Regions from separate parts of the Mus musculus genome. Here region 2 is linked to region 1. Evidence: chromatin loops called from intact Hi-C (ENCODE). Cell type or tissue: heart. All regions are shown on one strand.

Region 1 (8,000 bases):
ATTTGGAATTAATCTTGAATTTTAAAAATATTGCTTCAAATATTTGAATTGACTGTTGAGGTTTGGGGTGTTCTGTTGCACTTCGCTCTTGAGACAAGGACCTTGCTGGCTCCCCCCGCATGGGTCCGAGTCTGTGACAAAAGTAAAGGGCACACAGAGAAAGGAGATCTGGGTTTGGTCCTGCTGTACCCATGAGCAGAGACGTGTAGGAATGGAAGTAGACAAGACTTTTCCAAGAGGGGGCTCACAAAGTCTGGTGTGTGTGTGTGTGTGTGTGTGTGTGTGTGTGCGTGCGCGCATGTGTGCTTGCGTATGCGTATGAATCTTTTTGTAGGGGTGGGAAGGAGAAACAGACTTTCAGGATTCCTGGTGTGGGCTAGAGTATATTTGAGTCTTTAGACATAGAAAGAGAATCAGGGAACAGCACTGGGCAGAGGGAGAGAAAGTCCCCAGAGGAAAGTGAGAGATTTTAGTTTCTGAAAGGAGAGCCTGAGAGAAGGGATAGGAAAATAAGAAAGTTAAGGGGCAATGCCCTTGCCTCCCACCATCAACGATGTGCACCTAGCACGCTGCATGCAGGCCGGCACTACCACAACTCGCTCACTCGAGTGTGGTCACGGCCGTGTGCCACCAGGAGAACGCAAGCCTACATGTGTGCCCCATGTCTAGGTCAACTCTCCACCCTCTCTTCCTTTTGTTTCCCTGGTTACAAACCCATTCATATTAACTGTAGGAAACAGGCAGAGATGTGCAGATCCTGCAGGAAGGAGCAGAGCAGTGGCATCAACCTGGCATTTGGGCATAAACACTGTTGTTCACTTACAGTGACCTACGATGCCTGTGACCAGGTAAGACATACAGCAGGCAAGCCAGTACCCCTTACTTCTAACAATACCTTCCTAGCCTCTGATTGCCACCATGGCAAAGTCTCATGTAGCCCAGGGTGCCCCATTATGTCCAGTTTAATGCTCGTGACTGAGCCAGGGTTCACTGGATGCTAGAAATCACTGTGCCAATGGAGTTACAACCTCGGTGCCCTTCTTGGGGCGTGGGTGCATGTGCAGAAGCAAACACATTCTCGAGCTTAAGGTGGAGTCTCCTGTAGCCCAGGCTAACCCTATGCTATGTCATCCTGGTCCTCCTGCTTCTGCCTCCCAGTGCTGGGGTAACACATCTGCTCCATCACTCCTGGTCCATTGGGGCTTCCTACCTAGTCACTGGTTCCTCCTAGTCACTGATGGCTGAGGGCTTCATCTTAGAGACATCCCTGTAGTGAGAATTTTGTTCTTTCCGAAAACCCAGTTATGTGACTATGTTTTTGTTTCAATCCCAGGCGTGGGATATGGGGGCTGACTAGGCTTTGTCTCATGCTCTGGCAGGGCCTGATTCTATCAGCTGAGAGATAGTTTAAGTTTGGAATTCTGGAGACTCTTGAGCGGTTATAAAAGGGCCAGAGCCTGCAGCGGTGGCTGCTGCTGTTCCCTGCTATTGCTGGTTCCTGAAGCTGCTTTTGCTGTTCCTCTGAATTGCTGGTTGCACATATCCTGATTATAAAGACTGGACTTGCCCCTGAGAACTCAATGCCCCTAACCATCAGGAAGTAGTCTAAAGAAATCTATGCCCCCTTTCCTTCTAGGCTTCTTTCTTCTACCAGGGCTGGGGGTGGGGGGCATTGGGGGAGGAGAAGGATGGCAGAGAGAAGAACCCAATAAAGTAGCCCAAAAGCACGGTTACACATCCCACGGAGATCCAGGCCTCCTAAGCATCCTCCTGAGGTTTCTTACTCAGTCTTACCAGTATCAGAATCTGCAGCATCACAGGAGCTCAGCCCTTCTGTGTGGTGGGCACCATGTCTAGACCCTGCCTGCCTGGAGTCTCTCTGGTGAGCTGGCCCTGAGGTTTACCGGGCTCCCTAGGGACCATTGCTTCACTGGGTTGTGGGGTAAAGACAGGGAACAGATTTCAACTCGTGCCTCCTGGAAACCACATCAAATGGTGCAGCTAGGAATTAATAAATAAATCTCGGAGACAAGTCAATTACCGTTCCCCTGTGGCCCTGTCCCCAGGGGCAAACAGTGGCAAGTGGTTCCCAGCCCCAGCACGTCTTCCCCAGGGCAGGACAACCACTGCAGCTGGCTTCTGTCAGATTAGCTGGGCAAGATGTGACAGGCCTCTGTCCTCTGGGGAAATCGCTCCTTTCCTGGGAGGTGGTGAGGACATTCCCAGGTTGCTCTGTTCCTGCCCTCTCCCTGCACCCTCCCAGTCTTACCGCTTTACCATTGGGGAAAAAAAATCAGACAGATTTCTTGTTGTTTTTGAAAATACATATTCATTCTACAAAGGCTGAGGGAAGCCTGCTAGCTACAAGGTAGAGGTTTTGCCAGGTTGGGGACTCTTGGAGACACAGCTCTTTCTGCCTGTGAAGAGTTTACAGTCATGCGTGTGGGCAGGATGTGTGTATCAGGCAATGTGGTTGCATATAGCAAATTTTTGTGGTTAGCAAGGAGGGGAGAACCTAGTTTAGCCTAAAAGGTTCCCCAGAGAGGCCTCTGGGAAGGTGATACGGGACAAGCTGTCACCTTGACGGGTAGTGAGTACTGCAAGGTTTATAAAGCAGCAGGGTCAAGGAATGGAGGTGAAGTGAGAGGGCTCTGAAGCAGCTGGCTGGATCCAGATGTGAAGGGGACAGAGTTGGGCTGGGGTGACAAGGGAGGGGAGCTACAGGTACCTGATGACAGGGTTTTGGGGTGTCATCAGAGAGAAAGAGAGAGAGGCAGACAGAGGGAGAGAGACAAAGAGAGAGATAGAAAGAGACAGAGACAGGGAGACAGAGACAGACAGAGAGAGACAAAGACAAGGAGACAGAGACAGAAAGAGACATAGAGACAGAGACAGGGAGATGGGACTTAGGTTTGTTTTAGCTTTGTGTACTAGGCACAAGGTGTTATTTCTACATAAACCAACTCTGTGGATCCCACCAGACTCAACAAATAGCAGTCTTCGCTCTGTTCAGCATCAGGGAAAACGAGTTCTCCAGCATTCGCTGCCTCTGAGTTTTCTCAGCTTGCATCGATTAGACAAGTCCTTTAGATTGATCATTTTCTCGAGTTTACTGTGCATAAAGATCACTTGGGACATTCAGTTAAGTGTGGCTGTTTGGTGTCTGTCATGTGGACTCGGGTCCTACATGGCTCAGCAATGTGCATTTTTAACAAGCTACGTGGATCAGAGAGCACATTTTGAAAGAAACAGTCCTAGAAGCTGATTGTATCCTCCTGGGGAACGTGCTGGGATTGAGGCTGCCGACAGGTGGCAGTACTGCATCGTGATGCTCTAATTACACCTCGGGCTTTCTTCCTTAAACTGGGATTGTTGACTGTAACTGGCCGAGACAGACAGTTCTGGGGCTTGCTGTTTTGCAAGAATGTGTAGAAATGAAACTGGGTTGGTGAGGAATGCTCGGCTACTTGTGGGGTGGGGTGAGGTGAGGTGAGGTGCTGAGGCGGGAAGATCCCAAGTTCAAGAGCTGCTTGGGCTACACAGTGAGTTCAAGGCCACCCTGAGCAGCTTTGGTGAGCTCCAAGGTGAAGTGGGCTTAGGAATGCAGCTCTCACTTAGCACCTACAGCGCCTCAGGCTTCCGTTCCCAGAACAACCAGATAAAGTAGACAAAGTAAAATAAGTTAGTCAGCAAATCTTACATTTCAAAAAAGTTTAAATTTCATTTTCAGCCAGCAGAGTTGAGCTTTCAATACAGAGAATACAGAGATCTCTTGTCAGGCATGTATTTTGATCACCTGAAATATGGATACTCCTGGGAGAGATGTGCCCAAGGTTCAGTGAACACATGGTCTTTAGTTATTATTGGTATGATTATTTGGAACGTCCTCCGTCTTTATCATGGGGTAGAGTCTCTTTTTCATGCTCATCATTAAGTGAATGAGGCAGGGATGGGAGGCCTTCCCTGGGTTTCCTGAGCAAGCCAGCGACAGGGGCGCCTCAGCTTTCAAACATAGCTCTTGGTTTATACTTGACTGACATGGTGGTCCTGGTGGCCTGGTCTAAATTGAAAACTGACTGGAAAGGGTCCAACAGCAGAGAATTGGCCATTAAATGGCTATCTGAATTAGTGACCCCTAGCGCCAGCTCTAGGGTGGCCTGTTATGAGATGATGCCCTGTCACTGAGAAACATCTCAAGCCCCTTTCTGTTTGTACATTCTTTGGGAGAGGGGGTTGATCCCTGAAAAAAAAAATCAGAGTGTATAAATTCTATGGTCTTTCTTATCCCTAGTCAGTGGTTTTGGCTGATTCTAAGTGATCATTGTTGGTACCAGACGAGATGGAGACTCTCAATTGCATCCTGCTTTCTCTGTGCCTGTTTTTAACTGCATCTCTGCTTTTCCTTCCCCTCTCTTCTCTCTCTCTCTTCTCCTCCATTTCTCTCCTCTCTCGTTCTGTGTTCTCTCTTTTGTTTCCAACAAGATCTTGATATGCAGCCCAGGATCGCTTGCCTCAGACTTAGACCCACTGAATTTCAGCCTCCCAGATGCTGGGATCACTAGAGAGAGCACCGCATCTGCCTACAGTGGCTTTTTAAAAACAGGGAAAAGGAAGGCAAGAACAATAGAAAAATCGCTTATTATTATTGTTCGCCACCATGTCATGTAGAAACCGTATCTTGAGTTAAGGAAACTTGTTGTTTGAATGATTTTTATCAGTTTCTTTCTACTTTATAAGCTTGACTTCTAGAAAAATTTGAATTATAGGATATGTTGCATTCTATCCTATAGGCTGCACTGTGTTGGAAATTCATGGAAATTCATGCTTTAGTTAGAAATTAAATGAACCAAAGTTTGTTGGCCAATGATATATTAGAAGTGAAAAAAAAAAAAACAAAAACCCCAAACCCACCCCTTACCCTTTCAGTCTCTCTTTTTGAAAGGGTCTCACTGTGTAGCCCAGATTAGCCTGGAACTTGTCATTTTGCTGCCTCAGCCTTTTCAGTGCTAGAATCCCAGATGTGTGCCACTATCTCTGGCTTTGAACTGATTATTATTTTTCTTTTAAGAAAAGAACTTTTCATTAAAAAATTTAAAACTTAAAGACTTGCAATTGAAAACACAGAATTTACCATCACAATGGTTGGAATGGGTTGTTTTTCAATACTATTCCTTAGTCATGCTTTCTCTCAGCCTGGAGGGTGAATCTTCACAATTCCTGCTTCGAGGAGAGAGAAGACAGTGTTTTGTGCTCCAAACTGATGCTCACTCACAACATCTATGCCTTATGTACAGAGAAATGGGATGAGACCTGGATGGCGAGAGTAGAGAGTAGAGAGCCCCATACCCGAGGTGGGAGGGACCTCAGGCAACAGCAAAGACAACAGTTACAGGCCGTCTTTCAAGACCAGAGCTACAGAGAAGTCTGGCTTGAGAGCTGTTGGCTTTTTTCCCCCACAGGCCCAGACCTTGTTGGGAGGAGAGGTGCGGGTTTGGCTGAGCAGACTTGCTTTATTTCTCATGGGAATTGGAAGAAGGAATTCCCCTGGACATGCCTGTGGGACCCCATGACAAGGAAGGGAAGGACAGAGGAAGTGCCTGAATTTGGCTTCCTTTAGCTGCCCCGTGCTGTCTGCAGGAGTGAGTGGCACGTAGGCCATTCATGTGAGTGAGGGCAAGAGTTTGGGAATTCTCTGAAAGTGTGCTTGAGAAGTTTGAGCAGAAGGGTGAACAGTTATAATCAAAGAGGAGAGAGGGCCTGGCTATTCAGGAGCCCAAGGTAGAGTTCCCATACCCCACATCTGATGCCCAGGAGGAGCCATAGGGGAAGGGAGGCCTCCACCCAGGAAGTAGAAACAGAGCAGCGATTCCAGATCCTCAGCTACAAGCAAGTGGATGCGACTCAGCTCAGAGACTGGAGGAACTGGACAGAGCATCATCAGTCAGCATGTGTTAGGTAAGGCTGCAGTAACAAATGTGCCTGAATCTTAAATGTAGTACTGTATTTCTTACCTCCTGGTACACACTGGGCTCACCCTGGAATTCATACCCTGATGTCCATTCTGGGATCAAGCTGAAGGCCAGCCCTTACGGAGGAGTAAGAGTAGAGGGGTGGTAGAGATGAGAACAGCATTGGTTCTTTCTACATGTGCACGTGTTCTAACAGCATTGGCCAAAGCCAGTTGACTGGGCAAAGCAGGTGCCTTCTCCACGAGGTATCCCAAGTCCCCAGGGTTTGGAATAGGGATGGATAACCTTCTTGCAGGCATGGAGGGTGTGTGTGGGATACTCACAAGAACAACAGCCTATTACAGCAGTGATGCCTGCCTTCCAGCAGGGCTTCTGAGCTTCCATGCCTCTCTCTGACTTTCCCAATCCTAGAGAAAGAAGGACAAGGATTTGTTTAGAGGCTATGGCCCAGAGAACCCTGACAAGACTCCGGTGGGATGACCAGCTTAGCCCAGGTAGTAAATGAGAAGCAGCTGTGTTTCTTGTCACTACAGAGAGGTCTGGAAGACGCTGTGGCTCCCAGCCATGGCCAGAAGTTAGAGGATCAAGAGCTGAGGGACTGCCTGCTGTCTGTCTCCTTGACCAATTTCCTGTGCAGTGGTAGAAGGAGCTTTATCTACAAAGTCAAGCTGTTCCTCACCTCACAGCTATTTTCAAAGAACTTTGTTGTTTTCTAAAGATATTATCTATCTGTCTGTCTGTCTGTCTGTCTGTCTGCCTATCATCTACCTACCTATCTCCCAGCTAGTATCACGATCTGCAGCTTTGACTGGGACTTGCTATCTAGGCCAGACTAGTCTTGAACTCATAATGATCGTTCTGTCTCTGACTCCCAAGTCAAAGCCTTTTTTTTATATAAGACAACTTACTACTCGATCCCTCCATGAACTGACAGAGATAGAAAGACAAGGACTAATTCGTCGCTATCAAATAGAGAAACCAAGGCTTGGGAGAACAAAGGATGCATCTGAGACCACGCAACCAGTTGTCAGCAGAGATCGCAGGAGCCAAGTTCTTTTTCTCTGGGCTAGGTATTCTCCGTGACTTGGGCTGGGGCTGCAGAGGCAGCCCGGTAGAGATGAAATAGAAGGGGAAATCCCGGAAGCACACAGAAGTTATGGGTGGGGCTGGAGATTTGGAATCAGAGGGCGGCTCTCCCTATCATTCTCCTTTGAGTCAACTCTAACACAATAGAGTCTTGATTTCCTCCTTTATGAAGTGGACTGAAAGCTGGGGTCCACACAGAAGTTGTGAAGTAAGAGCCTAACTGCTGAAGGGGTGGGTCTAGAAGGTAATTAGGGGTGGTAAGGTTATGAGGCTGGAGCCCTCACAAATTGCTTCCAAGCCCTTGTAGACACAACGGAGTGTCTCCCACAGAAGCACATAACAGGACATAAATACTATGGGAGCTGGAAGAGGTTCTTCACCAGAGCCCTGCCAGGCTCCCTAATCTCAGACTTCCAGATGCCAGCTGTAGAAATGTGTTGCGTAAGGCTTCCAGATTTGAAGAATATAACTTTTACTCTCCCGATGTGATTGCTGTCTTCCAGGCTTAGTGCTAACCTAGTCTCTCTTGACCTCTTTTTGCTCTGCTTGGCCTCAAACTAACTCTGGCAATCTGTTCTAAACTTCTGGGCACTTTCTCATTCTCTGGCTTGTTCTGTCTTCACCTGTGTCTAGCTTGTTCTGTCTGCAATCTGTCTCTATAAAACTCCCCCAGTAAAAGCGCCTCCTTCTCTCTCTGAACTGCTCTCTGAAGTAGCTTCCCTTTCTTCTCTTTCCTTAGGAGAGTTGGGAGTATCCTATCTCTAATTCATTCTGTCAGATCTTTCTCTGACTCGTCACTTTGCCTGCCCCTTAAGTAGAAGTCACTTTCAAACATGGGTGCTTCCATCTACAAACTAACTCTACCTCCATTGTTTGGGACTAAAAGGTGTTAAGGACTGAGCCACACCATAGTAGAAAGTTTGTTTGTTTGTCTTTTTCCTCCAG
Region 2 (8,000 bases), 210 kb after region 1:
CTCACTAGGCTTCAGAATAATTCTCTAAAGAAAATTGGTACCACTGTACTTGTGGGAAAATACCTAGAGTTTAAATGTTCTCAGCGCTGCTTTGGGGGGTCGGGAGGAGGGAAGCTGACAGCAGTAGTGGCGCACGCCTTTAATCCCAGCACTCGGGAGACAGAGGCAGGTGGATTTCTGTGTTCTAAGCCAGCCTGATCTACAGAGTGAGTTCCAGGACAGCCAGGGCTACCAGAGAAACCTTGTGTCAAAAAACAAAAACAAACAAGCAAAAAAAAAAGAGGATATTGGGTTCTGCTTCCTGGTGAAGGAGGCAGAAGAGGAAGTTTAGGAGAGAGGCAAGATTTCCAGAAACTTCCTCATAGCTTCCTCCTCAGAATTGCTCATCCTATCCTCAAAATGGCTGGTCCTGCCTACGCCTACCCTTCAGGGCGAAACCCAGCTCTGCCTGGCCCACAGCGTTCTTCCTTGCCTCCCTCTCAGAGGCTTTGGCCTGCCTGGTTAGGTGAACGGTAGGCAGGAGGCCTGTGTTTGCTTTCTTTCCTCTGTGCCCCAGGTCCCAGCCTCAGGGACTCTGGGCAGGTTGCTGAGAATGGAGGGGTCAGGCCATATTCTCATCATTGCAGGACAAGGAGGTTGAAAGGCCTGGAGTAGCTCAGGGACTAGTACAGCAGGCTAGCCAGTACTGGGGAAGAGGGGACCACTAAGTACTTTCAGCACCTACACACTGACCCATACCCTCAGGCCACCCTCTGCTCTCCTCCTTATTTCAGCAATGATAGCGCTGGCCTCCACACACACCACCCCCCCACACACACACACACACACACACCTCTGCCCTCTAGACTTCCCTCTCAGGTAGGCCTCTTACCCAGGACTCATAGCTGCCCGTCCTCCTCACAGGTCTGGGAAGAGAATGCAGAGCTCCATGAGTTTGGATAAGGAAGGGTGTGTGTGTGAATGTGTGTGTGTGTGTGTGTGTGTGTGTGTGTGTGTGTGTGTGTTTATGTGTATGTGTAGGTATTGTTACTAGCCTTTAACTTCGAGTCTGCTCTTCCTGTCTATGTATTGGAAACATCTACAATAGCAACAGGCACAGATCACTTTAGACTCGTTGCAGACCTTTTAAAAAGCTTACTCATCACCGCTGCGGAACAACCACCAGGTAAGTGTTGCTCAAGGGCAGGTGAGATGGCTGGGAGTTAATGGCGGGTAAGGGTGCTTGCCACACAGCCTGGTACCCCAAGTTGGAACCTGTCACCTTCCTAAAGCTGGATGAGGCGGCTCAAGTCTGAGATCTCAGCGCTCCTCTGATGACATGGGAAACAGAGATAGAGACTCACCTGAAAGTTGGTGGGCCCTTGCCCTAGAGACTAAAAAGCAGGAGGAGAAACAAGATGGATGGGGGTGAGAACTGATTCCCAACAGATGTCCGCTGGCTCACTGGGCAAAGGTGCCTGCCACCAATCCTGATGACCTGAGTTCAATTCCTGGAGCCCATATGATGGAAGGAAAGAACCAAGCCCCTCAAACTGTCCACTAATCTCTACAGAGTGTTATGTGTACACACACACATACACAAAACACACTGAGAAACACACACTCAAAGTCACAAACACACACATACACACACTAAATTAAAAATAAATAAACTGTAAAGTATTCATCAAGAAACCCCTCAGGGGAAAGGGGCTGAAGAGATGGCTCAGTGGGTAAGAGCACTGGCTGCTCTTGCAAAGGACATGGGTTCAATTCCCAGCACCCACAGGGCAGCTCACAAAAGCATGCCATGCCAATCTCAGGGCATTCCGTGCTATCTAGGTTCTACAGGCGCTGCCTATGTGTAGTATATAGACGTGCATGCTGGTCAAACCCCCACACATACAAAATTAAAATAAAGATGAAAACCTTTTAAAAGAAACTCTCCACTCCTCTCAGGGCTGCCTCCCTGGCTGGAGCTCTGTGTCTTATTCTCCTTGGTTGCTTTGGCAGTCCTGATTTGGTTCTACATGTTTGAAACCTTCCTCAGAGAAGGACCCACAGTTCTCCCCAGATCCTAGAGGTACACGGAGGTCAAATTCTAGGTTTGTGTGGTCAGTCTACAAAACCACACCCAGCCCCCCACCCCTGAAAGTGACCTCTGCTTGCTTTGCATTTCTGATGTTCTCAAGATGGAGGACAAGCCTTGAGAGCCGAGAACTGTTATGTAACGCTGCCCTCGAAGTTGACAGTATGGCTCAGTATTTGCAAACCAGGCTGGTCTGCTTCCAGAGCCTCCTGGAGCTACCCTGACCACTGCTTGGGTTCATGGGGTTAGATTATGTGAGCCTACCAGGCACTCGCTGTGAGCCTCGGGGTGAGTCACGTCCAGTCTGAGCCCCAGGAGACACAGTCAACAAGTACAAACTGACTGGAGTGATCTGAGTAGGCTGGCTGGCTTTCCACTTCTCCATCAGCTCTTACCTCACTTAGGTGTGGAGGAGGAAGCTGCGAGGAAGGATGCCTGGACTAAGCAGAAACAAAGGGGCCCACTTGTTTAGATTTGTAGCAAATAATAACTAACTTTTTAACATAAATACCTCCCAAGTAATATTCAAGACATGTCTGAAAAAAATTGTGTGCTGTCTGTCAGAAGCCTACTCCTTAGGGGCTGCTCCGGGCCAAAACCCCACAGAGCCAGGAAAGCATAGAAAATAACTAAGTACAGCTGAACTCAAAAACATCGACAGTGCCAAGTGTTGACACAGATGTAGAGTAACTGGAATGCAGATACACTCACTTCCCATGTGCTGTGAGAAGGATGGAATATAGATGCTTGAGAAAGGAAGCCAGCTGCTTTCTCTTAAAACTAAATGCCAGCCAGGGGTAGAGGAACACCTTTAATCCCAGCAGCATTCAAGGCTAGCCTGGTCTACAGAGTGAATTTCACAACAGCTAGGGCTACAACCAGAGAAACCCAGTCTTGAAAAACAAAGCAAAACAAAAATAATAAACAAGAAAGAAAGAGAGAGAGAGAGAGAGTAAAGGATGCTTCTCACACCAGCAGAGCCTCTAAGCCCACTGCTCCTTGGGGGCAGGCCTGTGTGACCTCCATGGCCTCCTTCATAGCTGGCATGCCCACAAGACCTACAACTCTGTCAGAAAGGATGCAATAGCCAGTCCCTCAGCCACACACTGCACATGCGGAGAGACACCCTCACTGAGGGAAGTGAGGCCATCAGATTGTGAGACGCACGCACCAAACCATCCACGAAGAGTGAGATCCAGGCCCACAGGCCCACACGAACACCCACGATGAGACTGCCCACAGCCCCACCTGGTTACACACTTGTCCCACACACACAAGCTCAAACAGGTCACGAACCACAGTCACCCACCTGCACACACTGACACACACAGTCCCTTAAGGTGACAGGAACCCAGCCAACCCTAGCTGTAGCCCCAGATATGCCACACCTGCCGTTTTTATCCTGAACCCAAGTGCCTAAAACGTTCCTGGGGCCCATCTCTCTCAACTGCCACACCTCAGGGCTCCTCCCAGAGAGAGAGCCTTGCTTTCACTCTAAGCTAAAGCGATACAGGCCACCTTAAAACTTCATGCCAGCCACTGAAAAGGCCACTGTGAAGATTACAACGCTAGATTTATAATATTATAGCCACGTTTGGCAGCATGTCGTGAGCACCAACTACACACACACAGACACACACACAGATACACACACACACGCACACAGACACACACACAGATACACACACACACGCACACATACACACACAGATACACACATGCACACATACACACAGATACACACATACACACAGATACACACACACGCACACACACATACACACACAGATACGCACATGCACACATACACACAGATACACACACACACGCACACATACACACACAGATACACACATGCACACATACACACAGATACACACATACACACAGATACACACACACGCACACACACATACACACACAGATACGCACATGCACACATACACACAGATACACACACGCACGCACACATACACACACAGACACAGGCACACCTCTAGTACCTTCCCTCCAACTCTCCCAACAACCTAGAGCACAGGAAGTGTCAGTAAACCCATTTACGGATGAGCAAGCCAAAGCTTTAGGGGAATTAAAGTTCTTGTTTCCTATATATTGCAGCATCTGGTTCCAGGACTGGTCCCAGAACATTCCCTGCCCCACAATGCCATGGGATAAGATCCAAGGATATTGGGCCTGTTCCCATGTCTCACATACGTGTACTCTCCTGGCCCTCAGGAGATGCCGTGGGGCCTCGCTGTGGAGAATGTGAGAGCAGGGAAGCTTGGCTTCCTGTTCTCCTCAAAGCCCCATCCTTTGCTTAGTCAGGTTTGGGCCCTTTGAAAGGAAAAACAGGCTAGAGCCTTCACAGGGAAGTGCCCCTGCTCTCCATGGCTTGAAAAGGAAAGAGAGTCCCTCCCTGCCCCTCCTTAGGAGCACCGCCCTCAGGAGGGAGCCAGGCCCCTACAGAGTTCTCCACAGGCGACAGGGGGTCACCAAGAACCCCGGACAGCCCAAGCCCACCTAGAATTATGCAGAGGAGAGCTGTGTCACGATGACTAGCCTCTGGGACATTCCTAACCCCCAGCTAACGGGGATGCCTTCCTTGGCCTCCAGCGCTGCACTGGGGCCTGGCCAACAGCTGTTCCTGGCTGAAGGCTCTGCTCTGTCCCACCCACCCAGTCAGTTCCTAGGAGATGTGCAAGCAGCTTTGATGTGCTCGTCAAAGCGGTCCTGTTCTGACAGCTGTTTCCCAGGAGGGCAGTTATTGCCACAACCACCTCCCACATCTGGCTATGGGAAGAGTGCCCCACCCATCAGCAGACAGAAATGCTGAGCACACAGGAACAGCTGAGGACCTCAGTCCATTGGGACTGAAAGGGGTCACTCCATCCCCATTTATAGGCACTCTCTGCTCCCAAGGGCTGGCCACACTACCCTAAGGACTCTAATTCAGGTCTGGACCCTCCTCCTTGGCTCAGGCCCACCTCCACTTGCACAAGCCACATTCAGACCAGAAAAGTGTTTCAGGGCACCCAAAACTATGGAGGACAGAGAAGGAACAGTTACAGTTGATTCAAACCTTGCTCTGTCAATCCTCCCAGGGAGTGCTGATGTCTCCGGTGGGACCCACTGACCCTGGTCACTATAATAAAAATACCAGATCTGAATTTATTTCAATCAGTGTTCATAACCTGGGCACTATTCTTTGTGCCTTGTAGGACAATGACTGTATCTCTGACACTTATTCTAAGATACCATTAGCATCCAGGCCCCACCCACACACCCAGACATTATCAATGGACATTGCCAATGTGCCCCAGGGGCAAGACCACACCCACATGGTTACAGCTGATCTTAAAATCACTTTAGTTGCAGCACTTGTGAGGCTGAGACTAGAGACCAGTAAGTTCAAGACTAGCCTGGGCTACATAGTGAATGTGAGGCCAGCCTGGGCTATGTGAGACCCTGTCTAAAACAAAGTTAACAGGCATGTTCTGTCCCCCTAGACCTTCCCAGAGCTCCAGGAAAAGAGGCAGCACAAAGTCTTCCACCTAGTGGTCCGAGCTTCTAAAGATGGGATCAAATAACACTTGCACAAGACAATGAAATATATGTGAGAAGTCCTGCAAAAAGCTTGGAGCCAGAGAAAATCCCTGAAGCCTGGGGCCATCTAGGAAGGCTTCCTGGAGGAGGGGGAATTTTGTGTTTGGCTAGATACAAGCAGCTTGGGAAGACCACAGTGTAGGGAAGTCTCACCAGCAGTAAAAGAGCTCAAGGTGGGGCTGAGGCTGAGTTTGCTGACTTTCCCAGTGGGTAAAGCCACCAATGTGGAGCAAGGGTCTGACAGAGATATGCAGGCAGGGCTGAAGACCGCCCTACCTTCTTCTGCTTCTGCCTTCTGCAGATCTGATGAGGGTCAGGCTCAGGGTACATAGGTAGGGCTCCTCATTCCTCAAACCTGCCCTTATGTGATATCCCCCACCAGTCCATGTGGGCTTGGACTGGCAGACTTCAAAGACTCAGGAGCCTACTAAACTTTATCCTGGGAATCCCGGCTGGCTCCCCAACTCCACCCCCAGCCTGGACTTCATGCTGCCTAGACTTTCTGGGGGGCACTTTTGATTTAAAATGGGTGTACAGAGGGCAAGACCCCATCTGTGAAGGAATGTGGGGTTCGGGCTGCCCACAGGGAGCTTCTGAGAGAGCCTGCCAGCAGGGGGCGCTGTGAACTCAGTCACACGGCCCAGGCTTGGGGAGGGAGGAGGCCGCCACATGGTGAGGCCTACAGACTCTGAGCCTAGTTCCACCCCAGGGAGCTTGCCTGCCCGCGCTCAGCAGGGTGTGCACCTTCCCAGGCTCACCCACCCACCCTTCCCCCTCCTCTGAGGAAGGAGAAGGGACTATGCTGACCACTTGGCAGACGATGAGACCAAGGTCAGAGAATGCAAAAGAACTACCGGGGACTCAACAGCCTGCAGCAGACGCAGGTTGACTTTCATGCCAGTGTGTCAGCCCCATGTGGTTGGGGCAACCTTTGGGCCTTGTTGGCAAGTCTACCCTGTCCCCAGGCTGACACTGCATGGTGCAGAGGCTAGCGTGGTCAACCCCACGTTCATGAGAGGAAGGGCTGGCCAGGGGAAAGAGGTACATGTTCAGACTTAAGTGCCATTTCCACTGGCACCCGGCTTGCTGGTGCCCATCAGTACCCAGGTCCGACTGGAGAGGAAGGCAGGAGCTGCCAGGAAAACAGGGCACCACACACCTGAGGAAGGGACACCAGAACTGTGGGTTCCACCGGCAGCTCTCAGGAAAAACTGGAAACACGCACCAGTTTTTCTTTATAAGTTTTTCTTTATTCAAGAGGCTAAGGCAGGGGAAATTCTGAGCTCCAGGAGTGCTTGGGCAATTTAGTGAGAAGTCTTCCCAAGATAACAGTAGAATAAAATGCATTTTTAAGAGGTACTAGGCATGGTATTATACACCTATAGTCCTGTAAAATAAAATTAATGTTTGGTTTTTTTGTTTCTTAAGAGAGGGGAAAGAATTCAAAAGACAGGCAGCCCCAGGGTGTGCTCTTACCAACAAAGACAATCAGGGTTGAGTAGGATTAGAACCAGGTCTGCAGCCAAGGAAGGGGCACAGGAGAGCTGGCTAGGCTATGTTCTAGAACTTGGAGGTCTTAGGCAGACCACAGGCGGGAGTTTAGTAGTGGTGACCAAGTCTGAAGAGGTGAGGTGTGCCTCTTGGTTGACGAGAATTCAGCTCAGGGCAGAAGGGTACTTAAGAGCTTGGGGGCCTAGTCAGCTGGCCCTAACCCAACTAAGGAGTAGTCTCCTCTCTGAAACTCTCCTACTGACCTCTTCCCATGCCTTCTCAACCTCTCTATTATCACCACAATGCTTGCCTAGCACTGGCTGTGTGTGACAACAGAGCACTGAAGTCAGGGATGCTGCAGGAGAGACAGGAGGCAGAGGCGGACTGCGTGCTGGGCAGAGCTGCTGGCTCCTAGGGCCGGCTCCAGTGCACCCGGCGGCTCTGGGGCTCTGCTCTTCAGCTGATGGTGAAGACGATATGACCTTAGTGGTGGGCTCTCTTGCTTTTGTGGTTTCCTTTTCCACCTAAGGAACAATTTCTTTTGTTCCGGATAACTGAAGGGAAAGTGGATGCTGTTTAAAAGTCTAAACTTGAGGTGCTGTCTCATGGGGTCCCCTCGGTGGGCAGACATTTCTCCCTGCCCCTCCACTCACATTCCCCCTGACTCCTTGACCTGCCAAGCTCAGGTAGCCTCCTGGCACGAGGTGGAGATGGGGGGGGGGGGGGTGTGCCTCATATGATGCTCTCTCAGCCATCTCTTGCTATCCAGCTCCACTGGATAGAGAAGACGGGTGGGGACCCGCCCGGGGACCACCCTTCCATCCTGCCTCTGCTATGA

Evidence for each region. A loop is a pair of places that touch in the nucleus more often than their neighbours do. Peaks named below come from ENCODE experiments on the same cell type or tissue, not always from the same donor. Only the 100,000 strongest peaks of a DNase experiment are listed, where the experiment ranks them.
Region 2: it touches region 1 in a loop (8-fold over the local background); 11 of 42 quality-filtered maps call a loop at or near these places.

Annotation. Positions count from the first base shown.
Region 1 is chr17:83,900,246-83,908,245 of GRCm38, forward strand. No RefSeq gene overlaps it. Among named protein-coding and RNA genes, the nearest start is that of 1810073O08Rik, 14 kb to the right of the region's middle. In heart, a CTCF peak has its summit at 3,302 (motif pointing right); DNase peaks (open chromatin) are centred at 1,986, 3,396 and 5,530; H3K27ac peaks cover 2,072 bases; H3K27me3 peaks cover 291 bases.
Region 2 is chr17:84,107,822-84,115,821 of GRCm38, forward strand. No RefSeq gene overlaps it. Among named protein-coding and RNA genes, the nearest start is that of Gm35551, 28 kb to the left of the region's middle. In heart, a CTCF peak has its summit at 6,282 (motif pointing right); DNase peaks (open chromatin) are centred at 2,370, 2,670, 4,800, 6,310 and 2 weaker places; H3K27ac peaks cover 3,239 bases.